Regions from separate parts of the Homo sapiens genome. Here all the other regions are linked to region 3. Evidence: chromatin contacts called from ENCODE Hi-C or POLR2A ChIA-PET data. All regions are on one chromosome and are shown on one strand. The core of a region is the stretch at or near the end of the contact, and the rest is flanking DNA. Distances in the headings are between cores, read along the strand shown. Region 1 has its middle 11 kb from the start of TMEM235. Region 2 holds the start of TMC8 (transmembrane channel like 8). Region 3 overlaps SEPTIN9 (septin 9).

Region 1 (2,700 bases), core at 163-2,662, 920 kb after region 3:
AAGCCTACTTCTTATTCCCAGATCAGCACAGGGAGTGGGGAGGGGGGCCTGGGTCTCCGTTTTGGAAACGGGGGCTGGCTTCGTGGGCATGTCCTCTCAGCTTGGGAGGAAAGGTGTGGCGGACTCTTCCTCTCCTCCTCCTGGCCCCCAACTTCTGCTGATGAGGCTTCTCCTGGGGGTTTGCTGGGAAGCCAGGGATGTGAGCCTAACTTCAGGCCTCTCACGGCAGATGTGCTTGGGCTCTGGGGATAGGACACTGGGGAAGACACACCGGGGAGGGGCTGCTGGGACCACCAGCGTTCCCGGAGAGTGTGTGTGGTGGGGAGGGTGTGCTGCTTGACCCTTCCCTTCCAGAACAGAGCTGCCCACCTTGCCTCCACGTGTTCTGGGGCGTGTGGAACTTAGCCAGGCCAGGTAACTTCTTCACTCTCTCATTGGCCAGCCACATCCCTCACCCTCTGGTTGGTTAGTGGACTCCCTCACGCTCTGATTGGCTAGTCAACTCCTTCACTCTGACTGGCCAGCCACATCCCTCACCCTCTGATTGGCTAGTTGACTCCACTCTGGCCAGTTGATGCCCCACACTCTCTGATTGGCCAGTCAGTGTTCCTTACCCTCTGAATGGCCAGTTAACTCCCTCACTCTCTGGCTAGTCTCCACAGTGATTGGCCCAAGGGTTCTGTCTGTGTTCATGGTTCTCTGAGTGTCAGGCTTTGCAGCTGTGATTAAGAGGCGGATGAGTGCCTCCCAGGGAAGAGACAGTGCATGGTTCAAGGTCACCCAGAATAGACAACATGACATCAGGCTCAAATGGTGCTGCGTCGTTTACAGCAAGAGGAGAGAGCCTGTGCACCAAAACCGCTTGCAATGGTGGTTCCCACGGTGGGATCCACTGGCCCACGTGGGCCTCTTTCTTCAATTTTTTCTTAGAATTTTTCAAAATAGGTAACACGTGCCCTTGTGCCACAAATAGCACAAAGGCGAGTAAACACTGTCACCAGCTGTGCGCACGTCTGTCCATCCAGAGGTGTTCTGTGTGTGTGTGAGCAAGCGTGTGCACGTGCCAGAAACAAGCCCTGACTCAGAGGCCCTTCCCCCAGCATCGAAGGCGCTTGCTCCTCTCGCCACAGCAAAGCCCCTTCTCCAGGGATGGCCCAGCTCCGCCAGGTCCTGGGCCCACTGGCATCCCACTCGGGCATGTTTATCTGCACCACCTGGTAGGTGCCCCTGCCAGGGGCCTGACCTCTGTGAGGACAGGGGCCTCTCATCAGCTCAGGCCCTATGCCCAACCAGCATTTATAAATGCAGTAGGCAGCCCGCAAGAGAGCCCCCATCTGTCCTCATCTCCTGGTGCTCACGCCTCTGTAGGCCTTACCACACTGAGTCAGCGCTGACTTGGGTGTCAAGTAGGAAGTACCAGCGTGTGAGGGGGTCATAAAAAGGCAGCTTCTGCCTCGGTCTCAGACTGCTCACCCTAGGGGAAGCAAGTCATCAGACTGTGAAGACACTCAGGAAGCCCTGAGGAGATGCTCACATGGACAGGACTGAGGCCTCCGCCAACAGCAGCAGCAGCGTGTCAGCTGTGTGAGGACACCACCTGCGAGAGGATTATTCAGATAATGCAGTTCTCACTGATGTCTTGACGGCAACCTCGTGAGAAACTCCAAACCAGAACTTTCCAGCTGTAAGCCACTCCCAAATTCCGCCTCTCCCCCGCTTTTTTTTTGAGACAGGGTCTCACTCTGTCACCTAGGCTGGAGAGCAGTGGCTCCATCTCGGCTCACTGAGGCATGGCCCTTCTGGGCTCAAGTGATCCTCCCACCTCAGCCTCTCGAGTAGCTGGGACCACAGGTGTGAGTCACCAGGCCTGGTTACTTTTTTTGTTTGTTTGGTTTTGGTTTTTTTTGAGACAGAGTTTTTGCTCTGTCGCCCAGTCTGGAGTGCAGTGGTGCGATCTTGGCTCACTGCAACCTCTGCCTCCCGAGTTCAAGCGATTCTCCTGCCTCAGCCTCCCAAGTAGCTGGGATTACAGATGCGTGCTACCGTGCCTGGCTGATTTTTGTATTTTTAGTAGAGATGGGGTTTTACCATGTTGGCCAGGCTGATCTCCAACTTCTGACCTCAGGCGATACCCCATGCCTCGGCCTCCTAAAGTGCTGGGATTACAGACGTGAGCCACCACATCCAGCCACCTGGCTACTTTTTGTGTTTGTAGAGACGGAGTTGCACCATGTTGGCCAGGCTGGTCTCAAACTTCTGGGCTCAAGCAGTCCACCTGCCCCGGCGTTCCAAAGTGCTGGGATTGACTACAGGTGTGCGTGAGCCACCACACCCGGCTCACTCTCCAATTCCTAACCCACAGTGCTATGGGAAATAATGATTGTTGCTTTAAGGCAGTATGTTTTGGGGTCATTTGTTATGCAGCAATGGATAACCAATATAATGCACTTTTGCTGGTGCTTGCCCCAGACAGGGCAGTAAGGGAGACACGGAATTACAGGGGCTTAGAGTTACTGGCTTCCTTCTTTTTTTTTTTTTTTTTGAGACGGAGTCTTGCTCTTGTCACCCAGGCTGGAGTGCAATGGCGTGATATCGGCTCACCGCAACCTCCGCTTCCCGGGTTCAAGCGATTCTCCTGCCTCAGCCTCCTGAGTAGCTGGGATTACAGGCACCTGCCACCATGCCCTGCTGATTTTTGTG
Region 2 (2,556 bases), core at 1-2,500, 810 kb after region 3:
CCCATTTGGAAGGGAGGGTCATTCCTGGCGGGGAGAAGCCATGAAGCAGGCAGGGTGAATGTGAGCTGGGGCCCAGGAGGGCAGGAGAGGGCACTGCTGCAGGGGAGAGCAGGCAAGCAAAAGCGAGGACCAGGCAGGGGTCAAGGCTGGGGCCTTTTGGAGCTGCCAGTGTGGTCCTCAGATGGCTACCCCAAGCTGGTTCTTGGCAAGTGGCACCCTGGCATGGAGACCCAGCCCCTGCCTCTCCTCCCACTGCTTCCCCCTCCCTGCATACCCACACTGAATTTGCATGAATGCCACCTCCTCTGGGGAGCCTCCCCAGATTGAACCCTGGTGGAGCACCTACCACTTCCTATTGACATGTACATCTGTGGTTCTGTGCCCCCTCCTACCCCAGCCCACTGTGTGCCCAGCACCAGCACATAGCTTGCGCCTGACACACAGAAAGGACTCTGGAAACCAGGAAGGAGGTGGGCAGAGAGGCAGAAAAGCTATGAACATTCAGACCTGAGATGACTGGGCCCTATAGCAGGTAGAGAGGGAGCAGAGAGGAAGGGCTGCGGGCTTCCCAGGGGCCCAAGGACAGAGAATTGGCAAAGATATGTCTTAAACATCTAGCCTGGGAGAGCATGAATGGAGCCAATTCCTGAGCACTTACTACCGGCCAGGTGCTAGGCCTGGGTCTTGGCACAACCATAACGCCAATGACAGGGGCTGGAAGTACAGCAGTAACACCAAGAGTATCTGGAAACCCAGCAGCCAGGTTCTGGGGAGCCCACCATCCTGTCATTATCACACCCTCCAGGGTGAGGCCGGCAGATAAAGAGTTTGGCCCCTGTGCCCCCACCGTTCCCATCCCCACCCATGTCAGGCTCCCAGCTCAGGCCTCGAGGTCAAGTCCTGCCTATCCAGGCTGGAAGGAGTTGAACAGAGAGGGCCTCAGCTGCAGGCTGGACATCCCTGGAGGCAGCCAGGCGGCAGACCCGGACCAGTGGACCCTAGGGCTGCAGGAGACCAGGCCCTGACTCCTGTGCAGAGGGGAAGGGTGGGCCACCCGCAGCCCAGCATGCACAGAGCTCCCTGGGAGGCCAAGTGGCCTACGCCTGTCACCTTCACCTCTGCATCTCAGGGGCCCACAGGAAGTGCCTGCTTGGCCTCAGTTTAAAGCAGAGGAAACCATGGGGTGAGAGGGGAGGAGGGAGGTAGTGGAGAGGGAAGCTGGGTTTCCTGTCATATGACCCCTCCTCTGGGCTCCCTCACCACCCTGCCTGGCTTGGCAGGAGTCGTCTGAGAAGGGGACTCCTCCAGGGACTTGGTCCCTAGGTCCCCAGGTGAGCTGGATGTCCAGTGGAGGGAGAATGCAGAGGGTGAGGGGCTGTGGGGGCCAGCTAGAGCCCTGCAAGGGTAGCAGTGGGTCCCTGCTCCTGTCCCCACGGCTGGGGCTGTAGCCACAGGTCCTCATCAGGGGCTCGCGGGGTACCTGGGACTGGAGGCTGGACCACAAGAAGGAAGACAGAAGGGGGTCCCCCGACATCCAGAGTCAGATGTGGCAGATGCCGAGTCCCAGGAACTGTGGGGTTTGGGACACAGGCTCTTCCGGAAGGGCAAACTGCCACGTGGAGAAGAGAGGGAATTGTCTCTCCTTGGGGTGACGGTGGGCCCAGGCACAGGTGGATGCGGGGTGCAGCAGGTCTTGGCTTTCTTTGCCTGTGCCGGTCCAGACTTTCTGTGCCCTTTGGATCTTTCACCCCATTTGACAGATGGGGAGACTGAGGCCGTGGCTGTGTGTCCCTCTGAGAGTTGGAGCGGGGCTGGGCCCGAATTCGACCGCAGCAGGATTCTCTCTCATTTCTGAGCCCCGGAGGTGGCAGAGCGGCAGACCCGGGCAAGTGAACCCTAGGGCTGCAGGAGCCCAGGCCCCGACGCCGGCGCAGAGGGGACGGAAGGGCCCGCCCCCAGCCCAGCGTGCACAGAGGCCATAGCCAAGGCCTTAAGGCTCATCCAACCGGGGACTCATATCCCCCCCACCGGCAGCCCGGCGCCCCAGCCTCTACCCGTGCCCGCCGAGATGCTGCTGCCGCGGTCGGTGTCATCGGAGCGGGCCCCTGGGGTGCCGGAGCCGGAGGAGCTGTGGGAGGCAGAGATGGAGCGGCTGCGCGGCTCTGGGACGCCCGTGCGCGGGCTGCCCTATGCCATGATGGACAAGCGCCTCATCTGGTGGGTGCCACGCGGGCGCCAGACGGTGCGTGGGGGGGGTGCTGCGAGGCTGCCCCGTCGGATGGTGTGGGAGCACCCCGTCTGCTTGGCCCGGGTGGGCAGGGCGGGTGACTCAGGGGCGCCCCTGTCACCACCCCCGTCCAGGCAGCTGCGGGAGCCCGCGGGGGTGCAGACCTTGCGCTGGCAGCGGTGGCAGCGCCGGCGGCAGACGGTGGAAAGGCGCCTGCGGGAGGCAGCGCAGCGGCTGGCCCGGGGCCTTGGGCTCTGGGAGGGGGCGCTCTACGAGATCGGGGGTAGGACCCGCGCGACCCGCACCTCCCCTTGCCCTCTCTGGAGCCC
Region 3 (2,733 bases), core at 9-2,508:
GCTCCTGGTGAGGTGTCGGGGTCGGGCTTAGCCCCTGCAGGAATTCTGGGGACAGCATGGAGCCGGCAACTCCCCACCAGGCGTCTTCCTACCTGCCCAGAGCTCATGGTTGTGAGGGGTCTCTCCTTGTGGTTTTGATTTGCAATTCCCCAGTGGTTAGTGATGTTGAGCATCTTTTCGTGTTTATTGCTCATTTGCACATATTCTTGCAGAAATGTCTGTCCAAGTCCTTTACCTGTGTTTGATTTGGATGATTGTTGTTGCTGAGTGTTAGGAGATCTGTAGATTAATATCCAGATACTAATCCCATATCTGACCTATGATTTGCTGCCATTCCATGGATTGCCTTCTCCCCACGTTGTTAGTGCCCTTTGATATGCAATTTTTTTTTTTTTTTTTGAGATGGAGTCTGACTCTGTTGCCCAGGCTGGAGTGCAGTGGCATGATCTTGGCTCACTGCAACCTCCGCCTCCCTGGTTCCAGCGATTTTCCTGCCTCAGCCTCCTGAGTAGTTGGGATTACAGGCACCCGCCACCACACCCAGCTAATTTTTGTATTTTTAGTAGAGACGGGGTTTCACTGTGTTGACTAAGTTGGTCTCGAACTCCTGACCTCAAGTAATCCACCCGTCTCGGCCTCCCAAAGTGCCGGAGTTACAGGCGTGAGTCACCGCACCCAGGCTGATATGCAAATATTTTAAACTTCTATGACGTTCCACTTTATCTATTTGTTCTTCTGTTGCCTGTGCTTTTGGCGCCATATCCAAGAAATCATTGCCAAATGCAACGTCAGGAAGCTTTTCCCCTGTGTTTTCTTCTAAGAGTTTTGTGGTTTTAGCTCTTGAGTTTAGGTCTTTGATGCAAGTTGAGTTGATTTTTGCATGTGGTGTAAGGGCTGGTCCAGCCTCATGCTCTGGGCTCTTGATTCACTTCTCTTCTTTTCTCACGCCCAGCTGGTTCCGCTGGGTGGCGGGGAGGAGTGGGGAAGTCCCGGGCTGGGCCTGCACTCGATCATCCCCTCTCAGGCCAGCCAGGGAGTCTCAGCTCCTGCCCAGGACCTGGCTGGACGTGCTCCCTACCGGGAAAGCCTGGGCCGTCTTTCTAGGCTGATGGCAGGGCCAGCCCGGGGCGTCCTGAGGCCTGCCCTGCGGACATGCCCCTTGTTCTAGGTGGTGTGGCTGCCCGGCCTGCGTGTGAGACCAGCTGTCTGTGCTTCAGGCCATGGAGGCTGAGTGTTTCCAGCCTGTCCCCTTGCTCGGCTCTCCCTCTGGGGAAGCCCCTGCAGCCCATTCTCTGCCTCCGCTTCTGCCATCTGTGCCTTTGTCTGCTTCCTGTTTGGAGGTGGTCATCCCTGGGGCCACCCCTCATGATCTGGACACAAGTCTCCATCCTGAAGCCACCACCCAAACCCCTGTGCCTCAAACCCCTCCCACCCACCACATGGGTTTCCACTGTGACCAACTCAGCAGCTGATGAAGCTTCCCTTGGGGCTCTCCTAGCAACGGGGAGCTGGCTTTCCCGGAGGCCTGGCCTCTCCCTAAGTGGAAGTGGGGCGTGAGGGTGTCAGCCTTTTTCTGCTGCCTGGTGCTCTAGGTTGGCTTGTCACCCCTGGAAGCACTTGCCATCCTTATACAGCACCCCACACCCACCTCCCCGCCTCCTACCCCTTCTTCCAAGGGGTCATCTCTGCTTCCCTCCCCACCCAACCTCACCCATGTGGTCCGCCCAGCAACCTTTGACCCCCAACATGACAAAATAAACCTCCCTTGCCGGTCACTCATTCATTCATTCAGCATTGGGTGCTCCCTGTGGACTTGGCGCTGGGGTCCCGTGGAGGACAAAGCCAGACACAGTCCTTGCCCTCATGGGACTGCACAAGTGCAAGACCACATCAGTAAACGTGAAACACAGGAAGTGACAGGTGTGACAAAGGGGACCAGTGGCAGGACAGAACCTGCGGTTCGTAGGACCAGGTCAGGAGGGCTGCCTCGGGGGGACACCTTCGGGCTGAGCGCAGAAGGATGAGGGGAGTAAACCAGGCTCAAACCCAGCAGGCAGAGGCGATCGCTGCAGGCAACCGGCAATGTGTTCAAAGGCCCTGGGGCGCGGGGGGCTGAGGCCGGCAGCACGGCAGGAAGTAAGACTGGGGTTGAAAGAGACTGACTGTCATGTTGTGAAATATACACTTGGTTTTCATCTCCATTTCCTGGCACACAACTCCTAAAATCCTTGGAATCTCCAAAGTGATGTCTTTTTGGATGCTCATGATTGACAGACCAGCTGGCAGCTTCAGGATGGTTCCCAGGGAAGACCAGGTAGAATCACAAGGTTCAGCACCACCCCGCAACCTCCAGGTAGGGGAGAGGGGCTGAAGGTTAAGCAGATCATCAGCGGCCAATGATTGAATCAATCATGCCTTCGTAATGAGGCCTCCGTGAACACTCAGAAGGATGGGGTTCCGGGAGCTTCTGGATGGATGAGCATGTGGAGGCTCCTGGAGGGTGGAGCGCCTGGGGAGCACATGGAAGCTCTGCGTCCCTCCCCCATACCTTGCCCTACACATCTCTTCCCCTGTATCCTTTGTAATATCCTTTATAATAAACTAGTAAATTCCATGAGCCCCAGGAACATGTGTAAAAGAAAAAAAAAAGAATAAACCATAGCTGCTGTAGCAAGTTAATCCTACCAGCACTGGCTCTCATCTGCCGACCTTACCTCTGGCAATGCCTCCCTC

The links. Hi-C counts contacts between places; a loop is a spot of excess contacts on that map. ChIA-PET counts read pairs that join two places held with the same protein, here RNA polymerase II (POLR2A). Pooled maps may share reads with other maps.
Region 1: a loop to region 3 is called in a pooled map, with 5 times the contacts of the local background. The contact joins two enhancer-like sites. A Hi-C loop is called at or near these places in 1 of 37 single-sample maps with no recorded cell type and 2 of 50 pooled maps. POLR2A ChIA-PET finds 5 or more read pairs at or near these places in 2 of 52 experiments (activated CD4-positive, alpha-beta T cell and activated CD8-positive, alpha-beta T cell).
Region 2: a pooled map shows a loop between it and region 3 (5-fold over the local background). The contact joins the promoter of TMC8 here to the enhancer-like site in region 3. A Hi-C loop is called at or near these places in 6 of 37 single-sample maps with no recorded cell type and 6 of 50 pooled maps.

Annotation. Positions count from the first base shown.
Region 1 is chr17:78,241,084-78,243,783 of GRCh38, forward strand. No RefSeq gene overlaps it. Among named protein-coding and RNA genes, the nearest start is that of TMEM235, 11 kb to the left of the region's middle. RefSeq lists a silencer at 532-581 and enhancers at 742-861, 1,332-1,461, 1,472-1,621. Within about 2 kb of position 1,413, at least 4 of the 41 ENCODE cell types and tissues checked have a DNase peak (open chromatin) inside an H3K27ac peak, as active enhancers do.
Region 2 is chr17:78,129,521-78,132,076 of GRCh38, forward strand. It overlaps TMC8 (transmembrane channel like 8), which reads left to right and starts at 1,251. Exons shown (of 16, transcript NM_152468.5): 1 at 1,251-1,331; 2 at 1,761-2,217; 3 at 2,362-2,510. The coding sequence starts at 2,069. It also overlaps a transcript of TMC6 not described here. RefSeq lists an enhancer at 1,329-1,458 and a silencer at 1,939-2,458.
Region 3 is chr17:77,324,438-77,327,170 of GRCh38, forward strand. The region is part of intron 2 of SEPTIN9 (septin 9); the gene reads left to right. Among named protein-coding and RNA genes, the nearest start is that of SEPTIN9-DT, 44 kb to the left of the region's middle. RefSeq lists enhancers at 607-876, 987-1,296, 1,488-2,406. Within about 2 kb of position 1,259, at least 34 of the 41 ENCODE cell types and tissues checked have a DNase peak (open chromatin) inside an H3K27ac peak, as active enhancers do.